5 separate regions of the Homo sapiens genome follow, and all the other regions are linked to region 1. The links are chromatin loops, found by intact Hi-C in ENCODE. Cell type or tissue: heart right ventricle. All regions are shown on one strand.

The links. Peaks named below come from ENCODE experiments on the same cell type or tissue, not always from the same donor. Only the 100,000 strongest peaks of a DNase experiment are listed, where the experiment ranks them.
Region 2: a loop joins it to region 1, with 2.3 times the contacts of the local background. A loop is called at or near these places in 8 of 110 quality-filtered maps.
Region 3: a loop joins it to region 1, with 3 times the contacts of the local background. A loop is called at or near these places in 21 of 110 quality-filtered maps.
Region 4: a loop joins it to region 1, with 3.0 times the contacts of the local background. A loop is called at or near these places in 6 of 110 quality-filtered maps.
Region 5: it touches region 1 in a loop (5-fold over the local background); 14 of 110 quality-filtered maps call a loop at or near these places.

What each region holds. Positions count from the first base shown.
Region 1 is chr11:112,653,220-112,658,219 of GRCh38, forward strand. No RefSeq gene overlaps it. Among named protein-coding and RNA genes, the nearest start is that of LINC02764, 100 kb to the left of the region's middle. In heart right ventricle, a CTCF peak has its summit at 2,330; a DNase peak (open chromatin) is centred at 2,392; H3K27ac peaks cover 1,711 bases.
Region 2 is chr11:112,748,977-112,753,976 of GRCh38, forward strand. No RefSeq gene overlaps it. Among named protein-coding and RNA genes, the nearest start is that of LINC02764, 200 kb to the left of the region's middle. In heart right ventricle, no CTCF peak of the experiment used is centred here; a DNase peak (open chromatin) is centred at 2,613; H3K27ac peaks cover 548 bases.
Region 3 is chr11:112,782,812-112,787,811 of GRCh38, forward strand. No RefSeq gene overlaps it. Among named protein-coding and RNA genes, the nearest start is that of NCAM1, 180 kb to the right of the region's middle. In heart right ventricle, no CTCF peak of the experiment used is centred here; DNase peaks (open chromatin) are centred at 1,950, 2,610, 3,120 and 3,560; H3K4me3 peaks cover 1,023 bases; H3K27ac peaks cover 3,616 bases.
Region 4 is chr11:112,834,888-112,839,887 of GRCh38, forward strand. LOC105369498 (a long non-coding RNA gene) reads right to left here and starts at 550. Exons shown (of 4, transcript XR_948020.3): 1 at 13-550. In heart right ventricle, a CTCF peak has its summit at 2,714 (motif pointing right); a DNase peak (open chromatin) is centred at 2,693; H3K27ac peaks cover 439 bases.
Region 5 is chr11:112,958,319-112,963,318 of GRCh38, forward strand. It overlaps NCAM1 (neural cell adhesion molecule 1), which reads left to right and starts at 3,102. Exons shown (of 20, transcript NM_181351.5): 1 at 3,102-3,346. The coding sequence starts at 3,295. NCAM1-AS2 (NCAM1 antisense RNA 2) reads right to left here. Exons shown (of 3, transcript NR_120563.1): 1 at 4,892-5,000; 2 at 3,049-3,158; 3 at 961-2,533. RefSeq lists an enhancer at 3,045-3,822. In heart right ventricle, a CTCF peak has its summit at 503; DNase peaks (open chromatin) are centred at 2,983, 3,775, 3,958 and 4,813; H3K4me3 peaks cover 2,379 bases; H3K27ac peaks cover 2,786 bases; H3K27me3 peaks cover 1,650 bases.

The DNA.
Region 1 (5,000 bases):
TTTGAGAAAGCATTTGGTGAAGCATCAAGTTACAAAGGAAGAATGAACCACTGCTAGAACCAGCCTGGACCTAATGCCAGAAGCTCCAGGGCAGGCAGTAACCTGGTTTTCTCATTAGAGTTGGGTCATGGACACTCATCTCTGCTGATCTCTCCTCCAAAGTCCATTTGTTCATTGGATGTACTGTGTACAAACACTGCACTGGACATATGTCCTTTGATAAGGAAGAATTTGGGGGTACTGGCTGCCAGGAGAGGTTCCATTTCCTAACTACATCAAACTGTCTTCAAGGCTGTCCCCAGGTCCTCTCCTCTCCTGTCCTGAATTTGGGGAGTTAAGACTTCCAGGGTCCTTTGGACAGGACTCTGACCCAGGAGACAGGCCTCATGGCAGATACTGCTGTCCTGACTTCTAACAATAGAGTGAACAGCAGGGTCGGGTCCTGGAGATGGAGACTTGCTCAGGGTGACATGGCCCCCAAAGCCCTATTCAGACCTTTCTGGCTCAGGAAACAGTCCAGACATGACAACCCTTGAGGGGGCCCAGCAGAGATATCCAGTGGGGGCTAAATCTATTTGTAGTCAGTTTTCCCAACTGCGCATTTTCATGAAGCCTGCCAGCAAGGAGTGCCTTTTAAAAATCACCTGCATATTGTGCACATGTACCCTAAAACTTAAAGTATAATAATAATAATTTAAAAAAACACCAAGAAAAAAAAATCTGTGTAAGGAAGCCTTAGTAGGTATCTCCTCTCTCACCCCAGAGTAAGGACCGAAATCAATTCTCAGGAGGGGCCATGACATCTTCCACTTCACATCCCACATTCTATACCTTTCTCCAGGCCCAAATTGACAAGAGATAGGAAGGAAGTGAAGGGGCCACTGAAGCAAGGTGGATGATCAGGTGGCAGATACCAATGCTCACCTCCTGGGCTCCTGCAGTGCTGCCATGGTCCCTGATCCAAGAGAGGGCAACACTCCACAGACAAGATATATAGGGGCACACACACAGATACATGCACACACCAACAGACATGCAGACATACATCAACACACTCAAGACACACCCAAACACACAGTCTTTGTAGTGGACACTAGGATGCACTACCCACATATGCCATTAGTAATGAGGGACTTACTTTCCCTGCTGCTGGTAGTGCCAGAAGTCAGTCCTCAGCTGAGGGAAAGGAGACTGCCTTGCCCAGGTCACATCTCTTCCAGGGAAGCTGGCATTCAGTGGCTGGTTATGGAGGTAATGAGGGCCTGGTCTCCTTGCCCAGCTCGGGACATCAAGGTCATCCTAGCTCCAGAGTTCCCATGGAGTTGGCTGAGGCCTTCCTTGGGACTACATGTTAGCTCAAGTTCTCCCTCTGTACATTCTACTTTTGTCCTTTCTCTTCCACAGGCATTGGCCCCAAAGGCACCCCCTAAAAAGGTGCTAAACTCAGTCTCAAGGTCGCTTCTCAAAGGATCAAGAGTGCAATGCAGATACACACCCATAAACAAAGACACACACAGACATACTCACACACATACACAGATACACACACACATTCCTCAAGGAAACCAAAGAGTGAGAGGTAAGAAGAGAGTTTGCCCTGTGATTACAGCTGCGTGACACAATCACTTTTATGATATGAATTTATCAGGCTTTTTCTTTCAAATGTTCACTTTTTTAAATCCAAAGTGAACATTTCATTATTATAATGAGAGAGAGAAAAAATAAAGGTATTTGGAAAACTATTAATAAAACCAGCTCTTCACAAATAACTCTCTATGCACAGGCCCTAATCCTCTAAGAACTTGTGGTTTTGCTTCAGACCTTCTACTGTCTTTGGGAAAATCTCTAGTGTCCCAGTTTATCACCACCAAAGATATGCTGCATTCTTTCCTGACCCCCCACAAATTAGACCTTGAGTTTCAAAGATCTGGTCTACTAGCTGCACTTGTTTTAAAATTGTTATTCATCAAAAACACGAGGAACAGCTGATCAAAGTTCAGAAGCGCTCCATAGAAGTAACATTCCGACCTCAAGTGGATTTTATTCCAGCCCCAAACAGATAGGGTTTCTGAAAATAAGAAGGGCTTAGGAAACCTTATTCCTGCCGTTGAGGACCTCTGGAAATCATAGATTCTATATTTTCATACCCCTGCTTCTGGGCAAGGCTTCACCCATCACACAGATGTGGATGGTCTCCTCAAGGGACCAGCAAAGTTTTGCTCTTCCTTGATGGGAAATCCTTCCTGTGTGCAGCTGGAATTTCCACCATGAAACTTCAGTCTGTTTTATTGTTTTTGTGTTTTTGCTTTGACCTCACTAGGGGTCAGCAGTCTGCTAGCACTTCATCATTGTGTCATGGACTAAGTGAGAGCACCAGGGCCTTGGAGCTCCACCAACTTGGCTCTGAGTCCTGCCGTGCTACTAACTAAGTAGACTGAATCCGACTGGGCCTCTGCCTCCTCTTCCTTAAGATGGGATAACAATTATAACAGTCCCAGCTGTTGGAGGGATCAGGGTGATTAAATGAGAAGGCATTCCATAAACTTTGTCCCTTAAGCCTTCATTTCTTGGCCTTGAGTTGCAAATTCCTTCATCCTTTTATTTTTCTCCAGTCCTTCTTCATTCTTCTTTACTGGCTTTTGATTTTGTTTCCCCAGGGCCTGACACTGCAGCAGGCACGTGGTGAGTGCACAATAATTAGGTGTTGAATGACTGAATGGACAGATAGCACCAGGAGGGGTGCTGTAGAGGAGAGGCCTGTACTGAAAGGGAGGTCACCGCGAAGGTTCAATGGTACAGAGAATTGATGAACACTTTTTCTAGAATAGGAGAAAGACATCTCCTTTGTTGCTTTCCCCTCACCAACTTGCCTCTGCTTCCATCCCTTGCTCCTTGCTACTCCTTCATTCTCCAAGTTTCTGGCCCTCAATCTGCACGTACTGTGAGTCCCAGGTCTTTTCCTCTCCCACAGATCTCGCAACTCCATTCCAGTCTTTCTGTTGCTGCCTTCCGGGCTCAGCTCCTCCCTTGCAGACCCTGGGGAATCTGGGCGCCCAGACTGCCCTCTCCCATCTATCCTCCTTGGTGCAGCAGAGCCTTCCCTCTAAAGAGCAGCGCTGTTCATCCCTCTCCTTCCCAAGCCCTCTCCTCCCCTCACATGGCACACAGAGCCCTTTAAGACTTCCTGGCTTCCACTGCCCACCACCCCACCTGCACCTCGTGTGTCCTGTTCTCCATACACATCGTGAGCTTCCACATCTCTACCCTTTTCATTTGTGTTTCCTGTGCCCCAAAGGCCCTCTCACAACCTCCTTGCCCACCTAGTTACTCCTGCTCTCCTTGAAGATTCTGACCAGCACGGTCTCACCCAAGCCCAGAGTCTGACTTAGGGGCTCCACTTCTGTGCTTCCCCAACACCCGCTGCCTCCTTCTGTCATGCCACTTGGCACTACAGCATTGTGCCTATTGGTTCTCTTATTCAGATTCTCTGCAGGGACAGTGTCTCATTTCTTAGTGTGTCCTAGCACCTAGCACAACCTCTGGTATTTAGTAGAATCTCAATAAATATGGAGCAAATGAATGACTAAATGAATGAATGATTATATGAATCCTTCTCTGCCATTGCCCTTTTTGAGGCGCCTTGGTGTGGGACAGATCCTCACCAGTCAGACAGGCCCCACTGTGTGAGGGCAGCTAGTGAGTGTGGGAAAACCACTTTGCTATACTGAATTTCTTTTCAGCTATGAGAAACCAAGAATACACCAGAGGATCTCACTTCCCTTGACTCTCTTCTTGCTGCAAAGGGTGGCTCCAGGCTTCATATCTACCACTGGTCTCTTTTCTTGGGCTGGGGTTGTAGGGTGCAGGTGATAAGCCACTGGAATTCCCACATCCTTCTCTGTTTCCCTCCTGCCTACCTCCCCTCTCCTCTCTCTCTCTCTCTCTGGACCAGTTGCCGAGTACTCAGCGTCCAGCTTGCATAACACGAATTCTGTCATCTGAGTCACTCCAATTTCTGCCTGATGACTGAAGATCATTTCAAACATTCTCTGAGCTCAATTTGCAGTGCCCAGCAGGGAGTGTATCACTGAGTCACGATGTAACATATCCCTTTCCTGAGCTTTCTGTGGAAGGCCAATTAAGCTTTTGCTCCAGAAGCCACAGAACTCCTGAGATGCACAGGAAGGACAGGCTCTGCCAGGACCGGCAGATGTCCACACCCAGGGGGGCCCACAAGACCCAGAAGAACCCTCTGCAGGCCCTGGAGGGGTCAGTAGAACCTCCAGAACTCATCTAGCCCATTGCCCTGACCTTCCTCAGCATCACAGTCATAGTTTTGGTTGCCTTCACATTCTATTAATTGAATTTTTACTTGTATCTAACCTAGATCTTTCATGCTGCAGTTGCTTTTATCTCCATATTTTCTTGTAAAAGTCACTTAGGGCAAGGCCTATCCTAGACAAAATTGTGTGCTAGGACTTTAGATGCATGATTCCCCCACTTCCCTTCTTTCTGGATGCTTTACCCTCCCCCTGTCCCTGTTCTCCATAACAAGTGCCCTTATGTTACCCAGGGACCATTTCTTTTTGGAAGAATTAATCCACTCCCATGTATTACTGATGTCATACCCATCAATCACCCCCAGGACCTATTTTCTCTGTAGAAGGGAGTACAGGGGTAATGAATTTGTGCACCTTAAAAGCTTATATTCCTAATGGTGAAAATTTAGACACTAGAGTGCCCAGGATAATTTGGAACAAAGTAGACCAGGAACACCAAGTCAAGGTCTTAGAATACTGGGGCTGGGAGAGAAGGTTGATATTATCTAGTCCCATGTCTTCTTTACACAAATGAGGAAGCTGAGGCTCAAAGAGGTCTTCACCTGGTCACTGGCAGCATCAGCATTAAAACCTAGTCTTCTGTTTCCTACTCTAGCGGTCTTTCCATTGTAAACATAGTTAACCTTTCTTGAGCACATACTATATGCAAAGTATGGTTTT
Region 2 (5,000 bases), 96 kb after region 1:
TTTCTGCCAGGGAACTCCTCGGGTGGTTGCAGGGGGCAGGCTGGCTAGAAACACTTTGGGAGCAGATGTCTCGGGGAAAGGCAGCATTTCTCAAAGTTGGTTGGACGTCTGCCAGCCTGCCTCCTGGCCCATGTCACAGCCCCCTAGGCTCTGTGACCTTTCACCCTTGGCCCCCAGTTCCCCTGCATGAGGCCAGGGAGAGGAGGGAGCAAGGGAAGGGGTCAGAGCTATGAATCTTTCCAGCTGGCTAGGAGGGATTATCACCGCATAATAAATCCAGGGCCAGGCGTGTTTATGAGGCTCTCGGAAGCTGCAGGAACAATATCATTTAGAAAACATTGATGCTCACGAGGCGAAGGCAATCCCACCCCCTTCCCTTATTTATGAGGCATGTTGGGTAATTAAGTGAGAGCTGGGAAGGGAGGTGGTTGGGAGAAGATCACCCCTAAATAATCCTGCCTGGTGAAGCCACCATCTGGGCTGTTGTGCAGCAAGGATGGCCCCCATATGGTTGGATAGTTTATGAGCAGAGCAGTGATCCAGGGGCTAAGGAAGAAATACTTAAGAAATATAAGTAGACTCACACAGATGTGGTCTGAGCTCCAGGAGGACAGAGACCACAACTTATTCATTGTTATAACCCTGGAACCCATCACAGTGTCTGGCATATGGTACTTGCTTAATGTACATTGTTGAATAAATTCATTCATCCATGCATTGGAGAACAATTTGACGGGTGTCTATATGTGCCAGATTCTGCACTTGATACACACTGCTTTGTAACAATGAACAAGACAGACACAGCTTCTGCCTTCATGCAGCTTATGATTTACCAGTGGAATCAAACATCAAAGAAATAATAACTCAAACAAATATTTCACTGCGCTGGATTTGCCTTTCCCCACCACAGCAGTTAAGGAAAAAGGGGGAAAATGAATGAATTAAGGGTAATTGGGCATAACGCCTTGCAAAGCCAACCTTAACATAAGGTTGCTTAATAACTAAGTCAAGGTCAAAACAAAGGCACTCTTTCAGCATAAAAAGATTGAAAAGTTACGTTGGCAGGAGGGCTATCCCTCATGGGTAGACCTGATGAAAGCCTTCAGCTAGTTAACTTAGTGTCTGATTTGTTCACATTTTGGTTTGTTTTATGATATTTCTCCATGAACAAGAAAAGGACAACTAGAAAAGGGAGGTGGAGGTGGAAGCAAGCTGCCACCGGAGTCATTAACTGGTTGGATGTTCTCTCTGCAATCCTCTGCTTCAGGACTCAAAACTTCCTCCTCATTCCCATCCTGTCACTTGCAGCAGAAACTATTGCCTTGGGACTTGCCAGAGACCTGAAGATTCCTGAACTCAAGGTGGGGCATTGCCTTTGAGGAACTGAAGCCACGTAACTGAATAGGCTAGTCTTGGTTTTCAGAATGTGAGCCATAGAACCAGGATAATGCATTAGTCATGGTCCATTGAGCTAATACAAAAGTACTCAAGTATATTCCAAAATATATTTTTCTATATCTGAAGATAATTTGAGTCTGTAGACACCCATTAAACCTATAAAGTATGCACCCACTGCCAATGCGATTGACCTATCGGAAAGATGTGTACTTGGGAGCGTAGGCATGCATCTTTGCAAGTGTGGAGGTGTGTTGGTTATCATGAGTGAGAACTGGTGAGTGGGATTCAGAGCCTGAGTCCTACCTGAGTAACTGGGAGACTGTGGTACTGTGCCTCCAAGGTGGCATCCATCAATGCTTCCTTCCCTGTGTGCACATCCAGAGATGAGATTGACGCCTCCTCTCCCCTTAGACATGGCTGGACTTACCAACATGCTTGGTAAGTCCAGAATGCAGCTGTGTGACTTTGGGGATTTGGAGGCTCGGTCACAGAAGTCGCAGCTTCCCCACGTGCCTCTTCGTCTGCTTGCTTTTGAACATTTCCTCATGGGCACCAGCCTTGAGGGCCATGCTGTGAGAAGCTGAAGCCGCTGGAGAGGTCCCTGTAGAAGTGCAGAGACAGAGAGGAGCAGAGGACCCAGGAGGCACCGGAAGCAGGTGTGAGGAACCATCTTGTAAGTGGATCCTGCCCCACATGACACTGTGAGATTCAGAGATGAATGGCCCAGCCAATTTCTTCCCAAATTCCTAAACCATACAATTGTGAGCTAAATAAAACTGTTGTTTTAAGTCACTATGTTTTAGGATAATTTCTTCTGCAGCAAGGGATAACCGGAAAGAGACCCACAAAGCTCAAAGCCCATTGTGCTAGGCTCCTGACCCATCTGAACACTGAGCGGGCACTGAGCGGGCTCTGAGCGGGCTCTGAGCAGACTCACTTGGCCTGAGGCTCCTCTACTGAGAAGCAGCTGTTTTAGCAGAGCCCTCCCAATTCTGGAAGAACAGAGGCCAACTCCTCCCACTCACGACCCCCTGGCCCTGGCTACTGCTGCCCCTCTGAGCTCACCACAGGGCCTCCGTTCCCTGAGCTCAGTTACCAGCAAGCTCGGACCTTCCAGGCCTGGCCTGGCCTGGAACCTGGATGCCTCCAGCCTTTGCTGCTACAGTGGGCCCTGCGGGAGGGTAAGAGGCCCTGTGAGGACAGGATGCTGGGCTCAGTGCCATCTGCAAGGGCATGGCTGGGGAGGCAGAGAGAGTCAAGGGGATGATGGACTGACTATCTCAGCAGGCAGGGGCCTGGGAAGGTAGGGGGATCAAAAAGCAGTCAGTAGGTATGGCTCCAGAGAAAAGTGTTTCATGCCATTAAGTATTACCAAATTGGGCTTTATAAGTGAAGTAGAGTCTATCTTTAAGACTTAAAAAAGACATTTACCACCTATTTCTGCTTAGTGTTTTACTTATGCTATTAGGCTTCCATTTCATGCACAAATGAATTATGCAGAGAATGCCATAGCTTAGTTTCAGCAGGCAAACAGTGGCCGAGCTAGTGCCTTCCCATTACTCTAGTGTCAGTGCACAAAAGGATGTTGGATGCAGTTCTGGCAGATTAGCAAATTAGCTCTGCTGCTATTACCTCAAGTGTTGCCAAACTGTCAGGGAGATTCTAAAACCCCAGGATTCAGAGGTGGCAGGGAGGGAGCAGGCTGCTTTCTGAGCCATCCCGGCTTCCCTGACTCCTCTTAAGTTCCCAGGGAATCTTTTGCTCTCTGGGGACATAAGATGTCACTATCTGAGAGTCCGTGGTCCCTCCCTTGGCGGCAGCCCCCAGTTGAGGGCCCTCAGTTTCACAGTATCTGAGTAGCAGCTGATCAACTCCTAGATGTGGGACAGGTCCCAGCAGAACCTGTGATTTCTTAGGGAACTGCTTTATGTTCCCAAAACCCAGGAGCACATGCTCACTCTTCCAAAAGGGACAGTTTTAGAAGCACAGACTTATGATTTTGTCTCCACTCCTGACTGGCCAACTTGTCATCCTCAGCTTTCAGGTAACACTGGAGGCTTAAAAACCTGCAGGACCTTTCACCGATCTTATTCAACAATTCCCCTAGATCCTGGCTTATCTTACTGACTCTGGCTTTAGAGGAAGGCAGGTTGTGCAGGAGCTTTATGACCCAATCTTAGTGGCTCCAAATAGCTCCTCCTCTAGGCTTGCCATACCATCTGAAATTCCGTCATGTGAGAATTTGCTTTCTGGATGAAGGTTTGCATCTTCAGGAATCCTCTGTTAAATTTCAGATAACCCCAATCATGATTTTGTATGAATCCTTGGTAGTCACTAGCATTCCAGGCCTTCTCAGCAGTTGGGCCTTTCACACACCCACAGCTCCATAAAAACGGCACCACTCAAGTATTTCCCTGATTGACAGCAGTATCCACGCTGCTGTCTCTGCCTCTCCAGCTTTGCCCACTGCTTCCCACACCGTATTGAGTATTTCTGTCTTCTGATCCCATGCTGCCATTTCCCTGTTGAAGGTTTTTTCTCACAGCTCTGATTGATCCTTTGCATTCTTTCTCAATCACAGTCCAGAATGTTTACCCAGTGACCCTGCTCTAGATTATCCTGGTTAAATACCTGGCTGGTTACCTGGGATCGTATACTCCTAAATGCTTCTCATCTTTGCCTGGCAGGGCAGCCAGTACCTCTGGGTTGATTAGCAGGGCTCTCAGGGGTGGAAGAGGAACCCTGGGACAGGCTTTGCTGAGCAACAAGCCCTACCGAAACTGAATGTAGAGTACCCCAAAGGCAATCTCTAGTTCTCCATTGAGATGATTATAATCCTGGCTCGCAGCCCTTGACTGCTATGTTAGTGAACCCTAGGATAGTCACTGAATTACAGAGGATGACAGCTGGAAGGGACCTTTCTCTTGTAAGGCTGAGAGGTGAAGTGCTTTGACCAAGATCCCAACGTCAGTGAGTGGCCAAGCTGAACCTGGCCATCAGTGCCCCTGCTGCTGCCCCTCTTCTCTGTTACTCTCAGGCTGCTGGTCTTTCAGGACAGCATTATTTCCAGGGAGTAATTCATGTGGACAACAGCCCATGCTGGCTTTTTATACAACGACTATACAGAAAAAGAGTGACCTGGGCTGCCTGTACAGATGACACTCAGATGACACTCAGATGACAGAGGGGGCTGGACTCTACCAACATGTATAAATCAGTCTACCTAAGGGTGGGATCGGGAAAAGCTTTTGATTAATTGATTCCCGTATTCTCCGTGTGATTGCTACCTTGCTCAGAATAGCCCATGAAGCATTTCCTGCCAGGCCACCCCGGGAACCTGAGTTGGATCATAGGCATTTATTTGTCTACCTAATGAACATTTTGGGGTGCCAGCAGTGTGCCCAGCTCAGTACTAGGTACTGAAAATCCAACAGTGAATAAGACAGACGAGACGCTTGTACTCAGAGGCCTTTCAGTCTAATGAAGGATACAGATAAATCATTTATTACACAGATCAGTGAGTGCTATGATATGGAGAAGTGCAGAGTATTATGAAAGAGTGAAACCAGGATACTTAGGAAAATGAAAGGGAGTACTATTGA
Region 3 (5,000 bases), 130 kb after region 1:
ACTCCAGCCTGGTGACAGAGCGAGACTCCATCTCAAAAAAAAAAAAAAAAAAAAAAAAAAAAAAAAAAAAAAAAAAAGTTAGATGGTCCAGAAACTGAGGAAGCAGGAATTGGCTTCCAAGCTGATGATGGGAACCTAAGACAACACACACCCCACTTCCTCCCACCTCCCGGCATCCCAGGAAGAGCAGAAAGGGGTTTGTTGGTGTGAGCTAAGTTTACCTAGCTTGTGAGGATACCCAGCTGACATGGGGCTTGCAATCACATTAATGACAATGGTAATGAAATATCTGTACTGCCACTTATTCAGGATTTGCCTGTCCCTGAGAAGCTTGCAAAGATGAAACCTGTGTGTCCTGGTCTCACTTGTATGTCTTTAGCATCAAATCATATTGTGGGCATACCCAGTAACCAACAACTATTCAGTGGATGGATGGATGTCACATCATAGAGAGGTTTAAATATATACCAGATAAGGCACTAGAGAAGATGTTGTAGAAATAGTTACCATTTGGGAGGATAAGGAAGAGAAAATTTAAGATTTCTTCTAACTCTGAGGATCCTTAATATACGGAGCAGAGTAGGATTCCAGCAGATATTCTTGTTAGACATGGCAAGAAGAATGGATTTGGTGCCCTCCAGGTGCAAGAAGGTCCTACCTTCCTAAAAGATCTCACTGTGTTACAGTGAGTTGTCAGGTGCACAGAGACACCTAATAGACTTAATAAAATTTCTGGGCATTTTAAGCCTTCTTCTAAAATTCAGAGTTCTTTTAAAAACTAATTATAAGGTTGGTGCAAAAGTAATCACGGTTTTCGCCATTACTTTTGCACCAACCTAATAATACTAGCTACATTGTTTTCTTAGAAAAAGGGTATCCTTCTGTCACCAAGGCTGGAGTGCAGTGGCAGGATCGTGTCTTACTGCAGCCTCGACATTCTGGACTCTAGCAATCCTCTTGTCTCAGCCTCCTGAGCAGCTGGGACTACAGGTGCTTGCTACCATGCCTAGTGAATTTCTTTTAAGGTTTTTTGTTTTGTAGAGACAGAGTCTCACTATATTGCCAAGGCTGGTCTCAAATTCCTGGCTCAAGTGATCCACCAGCCTCGGCCTCCCAAAGTGCTGAGATTATGGGCGCGAGCCACCGTACCTGGCCAGCTACATTTTTTGAGCTCTAATTTGTGGCAGGCATGATGCTAAGTATTTCACATAGACTAGCTCAGTTACTTATTCCCCACAACAAAAGTCCTAAAGATAGATGATATTTCTCCAGCTGGACAAACAAGGAAGTCGAGCTCAGCATGGTTAAGTAACTTGCCCAAGGTCAGCAGGTGCCAAGACTTGAACACAGCTCTGTCTGGCTTCCAGTGCTCTTCACCACATAAGGATTCCCAGGCCTTTTTACCAGCATCCTTCACTAGACCTCAAGTTCAACCAGACAGCACATGCTACCCCTTACCTGTGTGTAGGGGGAGGGTGATAAGCTCCTGGGGCAGACACAGGGTCTGGGCAAACCTCCGAGTGTGTCTTATGCTTCACTGATGGGCACAGCCCCTTGTGGGATCTTTGGAGCTGGGAGGATTGCCCTGGAACAATGGGGCTAATTCTCCTGGAGGATAACGCTCCACCCCTCCTCCTACTGGCAGAAGGCCGAAAATTCGGGGTCAATTCTTCAGCTCAGTCATTTCTGGAAACCATCTAGGTTTAAATTGCTGACAGATAAGCTAACCACGTCTCCCAGCCTTTCCGCACGACTGTGCTTCCATGAAACCCGTTAACTTCTCGAATGGCTTTGATCAAGGCACTCTGGAGTGCAGGAGAGGAAGGATAGGAGAATAGCCTGGATTCCAGGACTGAGACTCTTGGAAGGCGGCCAGCTCTGCTTGCCGAGTGAGGAGGAAGGCAGCACGCACACCCGACCTCAGAGCCCTGGGATGGGGATGAGAGGCCGCTGCTGGAGCCCAGCGCTGGCCCTAGACGCTCTCTCCAGCTCCAGCGTCCAGCCCCGCCCCCTGTTCTGCAGCAACTGTTCAGGAGGCTGGATCTTGAGGCGGCGGCTGGGGGCTGGTCGGTGAGCATCAGGCTGGAGGCAGTTTGTACAGTGATTAATCTGCTCAGCCCAACAGCACCTCAGGTGGGCTCTTCCTGGAAGCCCAGATGGAGGGTGGGCGTGTCCTCCTTCTAAGGCTGCCAGGAGGAGTCATGCCGCTCCATTCCAGCATGGGGCTTTATTGAAAGCAAACCTAACGGGGGAACCAAGATACCACTTTAGCCCCACAGTCCCTCAAGTCAGCGCAGGTGACATGCAGCAACCATGGAAATTAGAACTGTAGGTTGGGGTCTCCCCAAAGACGGCCTGAGATGGGGTGAATGCCCTCTCTCTGTGTGCTCCTGGGGCACATTGGGCAAGAGAAGGGCTCTCACTGGTTGATTTGGATGGTGACTCACCATCCAAAAATCCCGTCACCCGGATGCTGATTGTCTCTGGCTCAGGATAAAGTCCGTGGTTTGATCAGCCGTGGCTTCCTCAGGGTTTCTCTTTGCCTCTTACGCACAAGACCCAGAAACATCAGGTAGAAAGACTCTCCTAGACCACCCCTGAGAAGCAGGCTGTAGGGGAAGCAGGCACTTCCTGGACTCCTCCCACCACCACTCTAGTGCAGACTAGGATTCGAGTCCTCTCTGGGAGGTGCTGTTTTCACTCCAGACCCTCAGATCTTGCCATCTTCATGACACCATGTCACATCCTGCAGGACAGGACTATTGATTTTATTTCTTTCCTGTCATTTACCTCTATCCACAACCCTGGGGTAACAGCCCCAGGACCGAGTCCAACTGTAGTCTCAGCCATAGAAACTTACTATAATTTGAAAAGAGCATTATTTGAAGGAAAAATCTTCCTAATCCGCCTAAAGGCATTTTCAAAGAAGTATAGCCCAGTGAGGCGCTAAACTGCCTCTTAATTGCTCCAGTGGAATGTTTTCCAGCTCCAGGCCCATCAACACCTTCTGTAATCTTTGCTTTCAGCCCACACTTGTGGATACAACCCAGAAAGTTCTCAGTTCGTTTTGGGAGCTCTGAGCCACACTGTACTCATATTTGTTCATTTCTTACACCAAATTAATGGCATCTTCCTGAAGCAGAGACATGACTCAACTCTAGGAAGGCAGCCAGAGGCTTTCAGAGCCGCATAGACTCTATTTCACTTGTGTTCTTCTCCAGCCATGGCCTGGGGTCAGAGATATAGGCAGTAAGGCTTCTTATTTATTTGTTTGTTGTTTGTTAAGAAAAGGCAGGTGAATGGAAGACTAGAGGAAGTAGTCTCACTCCTCCCCAGCAAAGTTCCCTCGTAGTTGTCAGGTGCACAGAGACACCTAAGTGAACCTCCCAGCAACAACTTTCATCCCACCCACTCTGCCCCATGCCCCTAAATATCTGTTTTCTCTGGACACATGATTCCTAGGGAAATGCAGGCTGACATGGGAGAGAGAATGCTGGGAACACTGACTTCAGAGTCAAAGAGGCCAGCTCTGTCATGAGTTGGGTGGCCCGGGCCAACATCCCACCTTCTCTGAGCCTCAGCTTCCTGTCTATAGAGTGGCGGGGGAGGGGGGTATCCTATTGCCTTCACAGGGCTGCCCTGCAAATCAGTTCCCACACCACCGCTCACCCCTAAGGGGTTTAGTATTAGGTAGAGGCAGCCCTCCAGGAGCCCCCACCCCAGTTTTCTGTGAGCAATGCATAATTAAATTTGGTGTAAGACAATGTGTTTGTCTTTAAATGAGAAAGGAAATCAGATGAATGAAAAGAGAGGGAAAAGAGGAAGAGTTGGGAAGAAAGGAAAAGCAGAGACTGGCTGGAGGTTGGAGCTTTTGTGTTCTTGGATGGTTTGAGTGCATCTATTTGGCTCCAGAGTGCTGGAGCCTCTCCTTCCCCAGTGGCTGCCTTGTGGTGGCTAGTGGAAGGGGAAGGAGACTAGCAGGGGACAGGGACTGGTGAAGTCTAGGCAATGCCTGGGAAGAGGAAGATCATGAGGGTCATTGTAGAAGCCTGGCTTTTCAGCGTGGGTCCTGGCAAGGGTGGGTGGTCCCTCACTGGCTCCAGAAGCCATGCAAGATCCATGCAGGAGGGGAGGCCTGGGCTTCTCCAACCTAGGGCCATTGATGAGCTGTAGTCTGAAAGCCTGGCCCCATGGCCTGCCAAGTAGATTTCGTTTAAAAATAACTCCTTGCAGCTCCGGTTGAGAGTGATTTGTGGAATTAAGATGGTGTCAGAGACAATTTTATGAAAGCAAGTGTTGTCCCTGGTGATGGTGTTTCCTGAAAGATGAGCAGATAACTCACCACGAGACATCCAGTTAGCCCACATTACCCTCCCCCAAGCCAAACAAAATTGACCACTGTTTTTATCCAAAATGGGACTCATTTTTAGAGACAAAGTAAGCCCTATGTTGGGGCCCAACCATCAGAACTGTGTCCTACTGGGATGAAGAATGACACTGACATGGACTCAGACCTCCTTAAACTAAGCTTCCCCGCTCCTAAGAAGCACCCCCCAGGCCAGGAGGCCCTTCCAAGAGAGCTGCTGCCAAGAATTTCCCTCCATCAGCGTCCACCCTCAGGGAGCCTCTGAATCAATAAGGCCTTTCTATGCACTCCTTGGCTCAAGGAGGCTCTAATTAGCTTAAGGAAGAAGGAAAGTTATTGGCTTGTTTAATTCAAAAGTCTGAGGTTAGTGCTGGCTTCAGGCACAGTTTGATACAGGGGCTCAAATGACGTCAAAGAACCCAGGCTCCTCATCAGCTTGGATTTATACCCTCAAATGTCAGGTTCATTCTCAGCAGATTTTCTTCTTACAACAGCACCGCTGCCACAGTTTCAGACTTTGTACCATCATAGCTCCAAATTCACAGGTAAGGAAAGTCAGTTTTTTCTGACTTTTTTTTTCAGATTGTTCTGGCTTTAATTGTGGACACATCCCTGAAGCAAACAGTGTAGACTA
Region 4 (5,000 bases), 180 kb after region 1:
GGGTTTACTCACCCCTGTGAAAGCCTCTGTGAATTCACTTTTTCTAGAGTGTTCAGGTAGCCGTCATCTGGCTTATACAGCCATCCAGGGAGGAGATAAGTAGAGAAACCTATAAAGTGTCAGGAAGAAAAAAAACTTTTCTAAGGTTTAATTTGAGTCATTGATCACCAACTACCCTAGGAACAAGTTATTTCAGTGTGAGCCATCATCTGTGAAAGCTGGTGGCTTGGCTACTGCAGGATCCTCAGGGGAGGAGGCTTCTGTGATGCTCAGATCAAGGTCAGAGGCTTGGGGACCCTTCCTCCCCCTCTTCTTCCTTCATATCAGAGATCCAGCATCCCCTGGGCAAAGTCCAGAGCGGCATCCCTCCTCCATGAGCCCAGCTATAGTGCCTCTTCTATAGTCTCACATCCTTTGTTGCCTGGAAGTTCTCCCTGCAGTCTCATTTCCACACACTTGCATCTTTGGAGGGAGATGCTCTGGTGGAAAGCAGGCTAGCTTGCCCCTGTAAAGAAAAGGAAGTGACTAAGAATCTTGGAGAGCAGTTCCTTCCATTTATCTCTGTCTACTTCTCCTAGCATAGGGAGATCTTTCTCTGCAAATGATTTGTCTTTTTTATAACCTGCCTATTCCATAGCAGATGAGTTCAAGACAGTGAAGATCAGTCCTCAGACATTTTAGACTAGATTTGTAGACTGAAACAACAGAGCAGGGGCCCACCCACTCTGCAGGTGCCAGCTAGTGAGACCAGACACATAACCACCAGATTCACTGCGGGGAGTTGGGGCGGGGAGGTGGCTGCACCCTTCTCTGGGGAACAGCTGCCTCTGAGCAGCACTGGAAGCTCCTACATTAACTAGGCAGAGGACAAACCAGCAATAAAGGAGTTAAGCAACAGCCAGACATCACCCCCCACAACCCCCTCCCTCTGGACCCAGATGAATAACCAGTCAGTAAAATGACCCCAATGGAAGGAGTCCAGAATCGTCCACGCTGATCTCAGGAGGTATCTGCACTACTCACAGCACAAATCAGATCACTCAGAGTGAAGATGGCGCGGGGCGGGGCGGTGGAAGGGAGACCAGGGAGAAGACATTGCCTGAGCAGGGACCGGCCCGGGGCAGAACCTTCAGCTCCTGGGCCTGAACCTGGAATTTGTATTAGAAGAGAGAGCTCTCTGAGGGACCTGGCCCTTTTGAGTCTGCCTGTCTGCATTTTTTTCTTGAGAATTTGTTAGCGCTCAAGAAGAGGCGTTCCCTGTTGAGTTGGCTTTCCCTGGTGTGGTAAGGCAACAGAGAGCCTTCTCTTGGCAGCTAATCCTTCACCGAAGCTGTCAGGATGAGATGAATTACTAGGAGGAAAATAAATCAGATTTGCGAGAGCATCGGAAAGGCCGAGCCCCCAGAGTCTGACAGAAACCAGAGACCCCCACCCTTCCATTCTGGCGGAAGCACCCACTCACCCACTCGGGGGCCTTGACTGCCCCCACAGCTCCGCCCTCTCCCGGTCCCAGCTTCTGCCCAATGACAGGAGAGAGCTGCCCCTTGGCTTCCCCCAACGTCCCACAGGCTCCTCTGCTTGAGGCTTAGTCCCTGGGAAAGGCCTGCAGATTTATAGGCCTCAGCTGCAGACATTCCACCTTGCCATTCCTTCCCCTCACGGCCTCTGAGCACCCTTCTGAGTCCCTCTGTCTCTCAGCAGTGCCCACAGTGTTTGATGGTCATGGGGCAGGAAGAGGAGGCTGACCTCTGGATCCAGAGACTCCCAGCTTGAAGGGGTCACTCCTTCCTCAGGCTGGAGTGCCACTCTCCTGGGACCTGCACTGCTGTGACTTGCTATTAGCTCAGAGGTGCCTGTCCAAAAAACAGCAGGACTATTCATTTCATTACAGGCCCAGCAGTGGAGCAGGGGCCCTTTCCTCTCTAGAATATTCTACCCAGTAATAATCTTCAGGCTAAGCCTGCATCGACAGTACTCAGGAAACCCCACCTCCTCAAACCAAATTACATGTCCCCAGTTTGAGAACAATGTGAGCTAAGTCTAATAAAGTTATAAAAATGTCAATGGGTTGTTTGTGTGGGAAGAGAATGGCTGGAGGTGGAAATGTGGTGTCATGAAAAAGGCTGCAGACTTGGACTCAGGAATCATGGATCCAGGACTCATGGCTCATTATCTCAGTGGGGACCCGGGGCTGGGTTCCTCCTGACCTGGAGGAAGGCCGGGTTCCATCATTGGCTGCTGAGGTTCCTCCTGACCTGGAGGAAGGCCGGGTTCCATCATTGGCTGCTGAAGTCTCTCTGATGATGAGTTAGGGAGCTTCCTTAGAAGCTAGTCATTGTCAAAATAATTGTTAAAGAATAATGGGTGTAGAAAGTGAATTGAGAATGAAGGGAGAGAATGAGGAATGAGAGATCAGGGACACAATCTGAGAGCTGGGAGCTGGCACCCAGCCCAGGAAGCAGTGCTGTGTTCCTAGGGCCAAGAGGTCCAAGAGTTCAGCCAGCCATACTTACCCAGAGCCAGGTCCTGGAGAAGCACTTGGTGGGTGATGCTCCAGGGTAAGGCCAGGGACCAGGGATCCCCCGATAGGTGCCTCAGGCTCCTCCCTAGGAAAGCTGCATCCTCGGTTGGCTCAGGGTCTGGTGGGGCTCGGCCACCTGACTGGGGAACCTGGCTATCATCATGCCTGAACTGTCCGAACTGCGTGTGATTTAGCTCAAACCTCCACTGGGTGGCAGAGCAGTTGGGCATGATAGAAAGAGCACTAGGTTAGTTGGGCACTCTTGAGCAGGCTGTTGACACTTGTGAGCCCCGGCTGGCCATCTGAAAACATCGCTAAAACATCTGTACTTTGCAGAGTTGTTCTAAGGATCAGATGCAACGAATGAGGAGCACTGCAGACAGCCTTTAGCAGCAATGGGTAGTCATCTTGTGTTAGTTATTAGATAATATTGTTTAGTTTATGCAGTCTCATAAACAGTATGAATAATATAAGGAGGAGAACAATGCCCACCCCTCAGGGTAACCATTCTTCGGGTACAGATGAGGCCAGGAGCAATGGTAGCTCCCTCTCCTGTCCAACTTCCTCCACTGTCTGCACCCCCTCCTCTCCCAGGCAGGACCCAGGAAGCCAGAAAGCGCAGGTGAGCCCAGCGGTGGATCTAGCTGTGTAAATCTGGAGAAAGCAGAGAGAGGCAGGAAAACTGAGGTGTCTTAGAACCATTTGTGTAAACTGTTTAGACTCTGAGGGAGCAAAGATTAATGTGAAAATCCCATTCCAAGAAGCTAGTGGCCATACATCAGCAGTGCCTTCAAGATTGGATACGAATCCGAGGTTTGGGGGAAAGTAAGTAATGTGCCGATTAACGAATCACAGCTCTGAGAGAGATGAGAGAAAAATCTCTCTCTCCACTTCACTCAGTCAAGCCCAATTTACTGCTCATATTTCTGTCATAAATGTCTGAGAGAAGCAGAGCCCTGCAGGCACGGAGACTGGTCTGACAGGGGAATGGACCTCTCTGGAAGGAAGGAGGAAGCAGACCCCTGCATTCATGGCTACAAGAAGGAGCCAGTGTGAGGGCACCCAGTGGGCCCTGGCAGAGGGATGCCTTTGGCTGGGCAGCCAGAGAAGCTAAAAGTATTTCAATTGAAAGAAAAATGTCCTTATCCACCTAACTATCCTTTGAGACCAGGAGGAGAAATTGACAATGTTGATTCATTTAGCTCAGCAGTATTCAGGTCAAAATCAATCTTGTCAAAAATCCATCACCACACTCAATAAGTAAGAAAAGGGATCCAGGATCCAGGGGGAATCAATCACACCCCATCAGGGAGCAGCCAAAAACAGATCTATCATGGCCCCTTGACGGAGGCTTCCATTACTTAACACGCTATTTCCTGAATGCACCCTAGGGACCCCACCCAAGGTCATGGGCACCAGCCCCCAGCAGCAGCCAGAACTAAGATGGCCCAAGAACAGGTGGTCACTCTACTGATTATCTCTCTGCTTCCGGAGCATCAACATTCAGCAGGCTGGCAAGGCCCAGCAGAAGTCATTTCATACATTCCTTAACTTCAAGAATCATTGTCACATAACTCTCCTGCTGTCCCCAAATCACTGTGGCTGCCTCATATGTGTAGGAAAGGGAAATAATAGCAGTCTAGCAGCTTCTCCACTGGACCAAGCTCAGGCTGCTTCAGTCCCCTGCTGGGAAAAGCAGAGTGGTCCCTGCAGAGCTTCTCAGTCTTAAGGAATCACAAGATGCAGAAGTCAAGACTTGCTTCTTTGTCCCTGGGCCAGAATCCAGCATCCCCTGAGGGTCACATTATGGCAACCCTGACTCCTCCAGACTCAAAGGAAGTGTGTGAGTGGGGCCACAGAATGTTCCCTGGGAGCCCAGTGATGGCGAGGCCTGGGCCCCGTCCCCACCATTCACTAGCTATGTGAGTTTGAGCCAAATATTAAACTTCCATGTGCCTCACTTTCTCGTATGTAAAATAGAAATCATAACAATGCATACCTCTTAGGATTATTGAAGATTCAGTGGGACTTCTCATGTGGAGAACTGACATACAGATAGTGCTAAGTAGGTGAAAACTCTCATTAGACAATGGTTCCTTCGGGCACTGGGTTTTTGCTTCTCTTCTCATCTTTCTACCGCAAACAACTTCCAAAAAGTGTTCATTCATTTATTCATTCAGCGAGTATATATTGGATGTCGACTGTTCTAGACCTGTTCTAAATGCTGGAGGGACAGTGTACACAGGAGGTGGCAGGGGACAGATAACCTATAATCAAATCAAATAATTGCAGATAATAATAAACAGGAAAATGAACTAGAGATTGACTGGGATGTCATGAGGGAATATTTAAAATTGATACACCAAAGGCCTCTCTGAGCTGGAGATACTTGAGTTGAAGCCCAAGTGCTAGGAAGAACTCAGCCATCTGGAGATCTGGAAGGGCGATGTTCCAGGCAGTGAGAAGGTGGGGGGCTGCT
Region 5 (5,000 bases), 310 kb after region 1:
AGCAGTGCCAGGCACTTAGTTGAGAATCCATAAATATTTGTTGAATGAATGAAAGGAACTTGGATTTCTTCCTCTGCCTCATACTTCCATCTTCACAACATACCCAGGTCCACCTGTTCTTATCTTATCTTGGAATTGCAAATCTGGGCTCCTTTTTGCCTCCTTTCCCACTGTCGCTTTCTTAATTAGTCCCTGTCACCCTATCCAGAGCTATCATGGCCTCCTAGCTTGTCTCCTTGCCATGGCTGTCTTCTTGGACCATTCTCTGCTTCCTCTCTAAAGAACTTTCTCTCTAAAGCACAGTCTGGAGTCTCCTTCCTCTGCCTCAATCCCATGGATGTTCACTTTGTAGATGCTCATTAATGTGTGCCTGACAGCCTGGGCCTCTCTCTGGGGAGAGAGGTCCAGTGAGGGCCACAGTTTTGTCCATTTTAAAATGAGGATCAGGAAGGGATTGAAACGCAACAGAGCTCACAGATGTAGGCACCGACTAGCGGAGATATACAGAATTGGAGACAAGTGACATATCCTGTTAAAAGAATTTGGGAGTGATACTGGGAGTGTGGACTGGAATGACTGGGGCAGCATTCTAGAATGAATCATTACAACAGAGATCAACAACCACACGGGGTAGGGAGGGGCTGGAGAGAGAGAGGGAAAAAAAAGAAATTCAGTCATACTCAAGTGAGATTGGATTTCCACACTTGCCTACATTGAAAAGCTAAAAATAGGGACATTTGGGGAGAAAAATAGTGAGGAGTCTTTTAATTCTACTGACAGGACTATAAGGAGGGAGGTTTGCAGGGAAGAATGTGTCTCTCACTCTTAGGGGCAAAATTGGAAAAATTTTTATTTTGGGGGCCCCAACCTTCACTCTCCCCACTCTACCCCCTGCCTGTTCTCTCTATCTTTCCTCACCATCAAAACCTCTTTTTTAAGGAAAGAGTCTGATAACATTCATTTACATAAATCTGTAATATTTAATGTGGTGATTTTAGATGTTAGAAGCAGAAGTCTGAAATCAAAGACACTTAAATACAGCAACCATTAAAAAAAGACGTATATAATTCACTGCATCTAGCACAGGGCTAAACCCAGTGGTTGCTCCGCAAATATTTGTTGAAAGATGTTCAAAAAAGCCTTATTTATATTATCAAACTCCACAAACAATATAAATATGCAAAAATGGGGAAACCATTGCAAAATCATCCATATGAAGAAATATTACATAGCTATAAAAATATCTAGAAAAGCTTTTTAATGATCCAGAGGAATAAATGCTTATACTGATGTTAGGCAAAATCAGCAGGATTCAAATTGCTACTATAATATGTCAATTATAAAAATCATATGCACATACAGAAGACAAAATCTATGAGTATCTCTGGAATCTGTGGGATTTGGGGTTATTTTTAGTTCTTTCTACTTTTCTGTACTTTTGAATTGTTTATACTTGGAATGAGAGAAATAGCCCAAAGTAAACGTTGTGGAAGATTTACTTGGGGGAAGAAATACTTTTCAGGGGTCCAAGCTAATTACACTGTACTGGTGTGGCCCACTTGGTCTATTATAGAGGAGGAAAGTGGGGAAGAGATGGGGCCTGTCCAATAAGGATGGATGTCCTGACAGTAGAGGATGGACTTTTAAAAACTGCTACAGCGGCTGGGTGCGGTAGCTCACGGCTGTAATCCTAGCACTTTGGGAGGCTGAGGTGGGCAGATCACGAGGTCAGGAGTTCGAGACCGGCCTGACCAACATGGTGAAACACCGTCTCTACTAAAAATACAAAAATTAGCTGGGCGTGGTGGCGCGCGCCTGTAATCCCAGCTACTCAGGAGGCTGAGGCAGCAGAATCGCTTGAACCGGGAGCAGAGGTTGCAGTGAGCAGAGATGGCGCCACTGCACTGCAGCCTGGGCGACAGAGCGAGGCTCCATCTCAAAAAAACAAAACAGAAACAAAACAAAACAAAACAAAACAAAAAACCTGCTACAGGAGTGGGGAGGCCGACCTTTGAAGAAAAACGGAGTACCCGGTAACATTAGTGCTTTAATGCCTTTGAACTTATGCAGACTTCCTCTGTTAGAGGGTTTCAGTGTTCTAGGCTAATGGGTTAACCTGACATCTAGAACACCTTTCTCACATTAGTTCCTTACATACCCAAGCCTTCAGGTGCTGAGACATGATTCTTTTCACCCCGCTTTCTCCACCCCCTACTTTTGAAAACACGGGTGGAATTTTAATTAAAGCCTATTGTGTTGGTACCTCAGTAATATTATACATTAATATCTTTAAGAATTAAGGTCACGTCCCCATGTAAGAAAATATTATTTAATGACGCTTCTATATCATAATACCTATATAAAAGCCTGGCTATTTTAATAAAGAGACCACAGATTTCAGAATTTATAAACAGGAAAACATTTTCTTCGGGTTATTTCTGGAAATCTCTTCCAAACATCGGAGTTTTCTTCTAACTTAAGTCTCTTCCCACCTCCTTCCCAGGGGATCTGCTGAAGGGTGTTGTATGTCTCTCTGTGGGAGAGCAAACTTCACAGTTAGGATAAAACAAACAAACAAACAATATCCAAACAACACCCAGCAACGGCAACCCCCATCCCTCTCCAAAGTTCTAATTTCCCGCACTTAAAGTCCTGGGCTATCCTTGTGTTGCAAGGATCTTAGAATCGAAATGGAGGGATTTGACAACTTTACCTAACCAAATCTAAAATTTTGCTTTTATTATTTACTAGTTATCAAAATATGCAAACTGCTGATTAAGGAAGGCTGGGTAGCAGGAGCGCCTGCGAAGGCGTAGGGTAGAAGTGTGAAAAGAAATCCCAGCTCTCCCAGGGAGACTGCGTGTGAAAGAGCCCGGCTCCCCCAAAAGCTCCAGGCCGCGTTTTGCAGGCTTCCGCATCTGCCTCCCCTGTCTCTCTTACCTCCTTGATGTTCGGCACTATTTGTGGCCGGCGTGGTGGAAGGACACAGTGAGGTTCTCACCCCCGCCCCCCGCTCCTCGCTCCCATCCCAGTTCCATCAAAACGAACCCGGGCCAGCGCAAGGATCTCCGAGTTGCGAGTGTGCTGAGGCTGGGACTGTCACTCATTCTCCGATCAGCGCGTGAACGCAGCTCGGCTGCCGCTGGCAGGAAACAATTCTGCAAAAATAATCATACTCAGCCTGGCAATTGTCTGCCCCTAGGTCTGTCGCTCAGCCGCCGTCCACACTCGCTGCAGGGGGGGGGGCACAGAATTTACCGCGGCAAGAACATCCCTCCCAGCCAGCAGATTACAATGCTGCAAACTAAGGATCTCATCTGGACTTTGTTTTTCCTGGGAACTGCAGGTACATTTTTTTTTTTTTTAATTCTCAATCTGGTTTGCTAATTACCCCTTCCTCCTACTCCTAGGAGGAACGCTATTATTTTGGGTGGTTTTACGTGGACTGCTAAGGCTGGTCATTTTCGTTTAGCTGTGAAAGGAGCGCGTCGCCCTTGCTGCCCAGCCGAACCCCGCTCCCTCCAGGGCTGCGCTGCACGGGGCTGCCTCCCCGAGCCGCCAGCGCCCGGCGCCCCTCCGGCGCGTCCGCCCTTCCCACTTTGTGCGCCCGCGGCGGTGGGAGCAGAGCCGGCCGGCTCCTGGGGACTCAGCGGCCGCGCTGGTGATGGGCAGCGCTCCTTCCCCAAAGGCGGGCGGCGGGGCGGGGGAGGTCGCGGCTCGGGTGGTGCCGCCGCACGGGCTCGGATTCCGAGGGGGAAGTGGCTTGTCAGCCCCGGCTCCGGGAAGAGTGAACAATAAGGCTAGGGCAGCCGCCCCAGATCGTTATATTCCTGGGTCTAATAAAGTCAGGATCGCTGCTTTGCTTCCCCCGCCCCAGAAGAATAACGGTTTGCAAAATGGGGCAAAATGGGCAGAATCGCACGGCCGTTGTTGTTGGTGTGACCGTTGTTGCACCCCAGTCGACATGACGTTAGTTTTTCATTTGCCAAATTGCTGGTTAGTTGCAAAGCCTACCCTCGGCCGCGAGCACTGAAGGATGGGAGGGTCGAGCGCCGCGTTTTGACAGGAGGAAGTGCGGAGGGGCGGAGGGCGAGGAGGGCGTGATTGGGGCTGCCTGGTGTGTGCGCGCGCGTGTGCGCGCGTGTGTCTTTACACGCGCCGCGTGCCCAGTGTTGCACGGGGCGGGAGAAGAATGGCAGGTAGCCGCCCGAAACACCTCGCCCTGTCTCCTTTCTTTGGGCGAGGTTCCCGATCCTGGCAAAGTGTGAACAATAGGGAGCTGGGAGGAAGACAGTAGTGATGCTGCCGCGGGTGGCGGGGGTTGCGCCGCCGCCCAGAGAACCTCGGCAGTGTGCAGGGAGGTGCATTTCATTTTGGCTATTTCCATCCCGGCCTCCCTGGAAAATTCTTCTGTGCGTGCCCACCCTCCCCTCCAGCTGTCATCCCCCCACCTCCACCCAAGGATTTGCGCTTTGGCTCTGATGGACGGGAGGGAAGGAAGAAAAGCAGGGGCCGCAGAGAGCTGGGTGGGTTGGGCGGACATTCTGGGCGGGGGGCGTGTGCTGGGAAGCGATCGAGGAAAGCCGGGCGGAGGGGCTGTGTGTCGCGGTCGCAGCTCCAGGTACCGTTGTACCTGCCCTGGACGGCCGACCCCCGGTTGGGGAGCGCACGGGGCGGGCCAGGGAGCACCCAGTGCGCCCCCTCCGCGGGCGGCACAAGAGCAGCGCTCGGCCGCCGCCTCCAGCCAACTCGGGTCCCTCCCACGGCGACCAATCAGTGCGAAGCTGGCTGGGCGGGAAGCCGCGAGAGGCTTTTATTGCGGCGCGGGTGGCGGCCAGGAGCTGCCAGGACAGTCTCCCGGTGCTTCAGCCTAACGGTCTCGCTCACTCACCGCCAAGAGAAACCCCGCCCTGCGGCCGGTCCCCCGCCTGCCCGGCAGTTTCCGAGGAAATAAAATGGAGACTAGGTGGTCACCGGGAGTGCTCCTGGTCCGGCCGCCC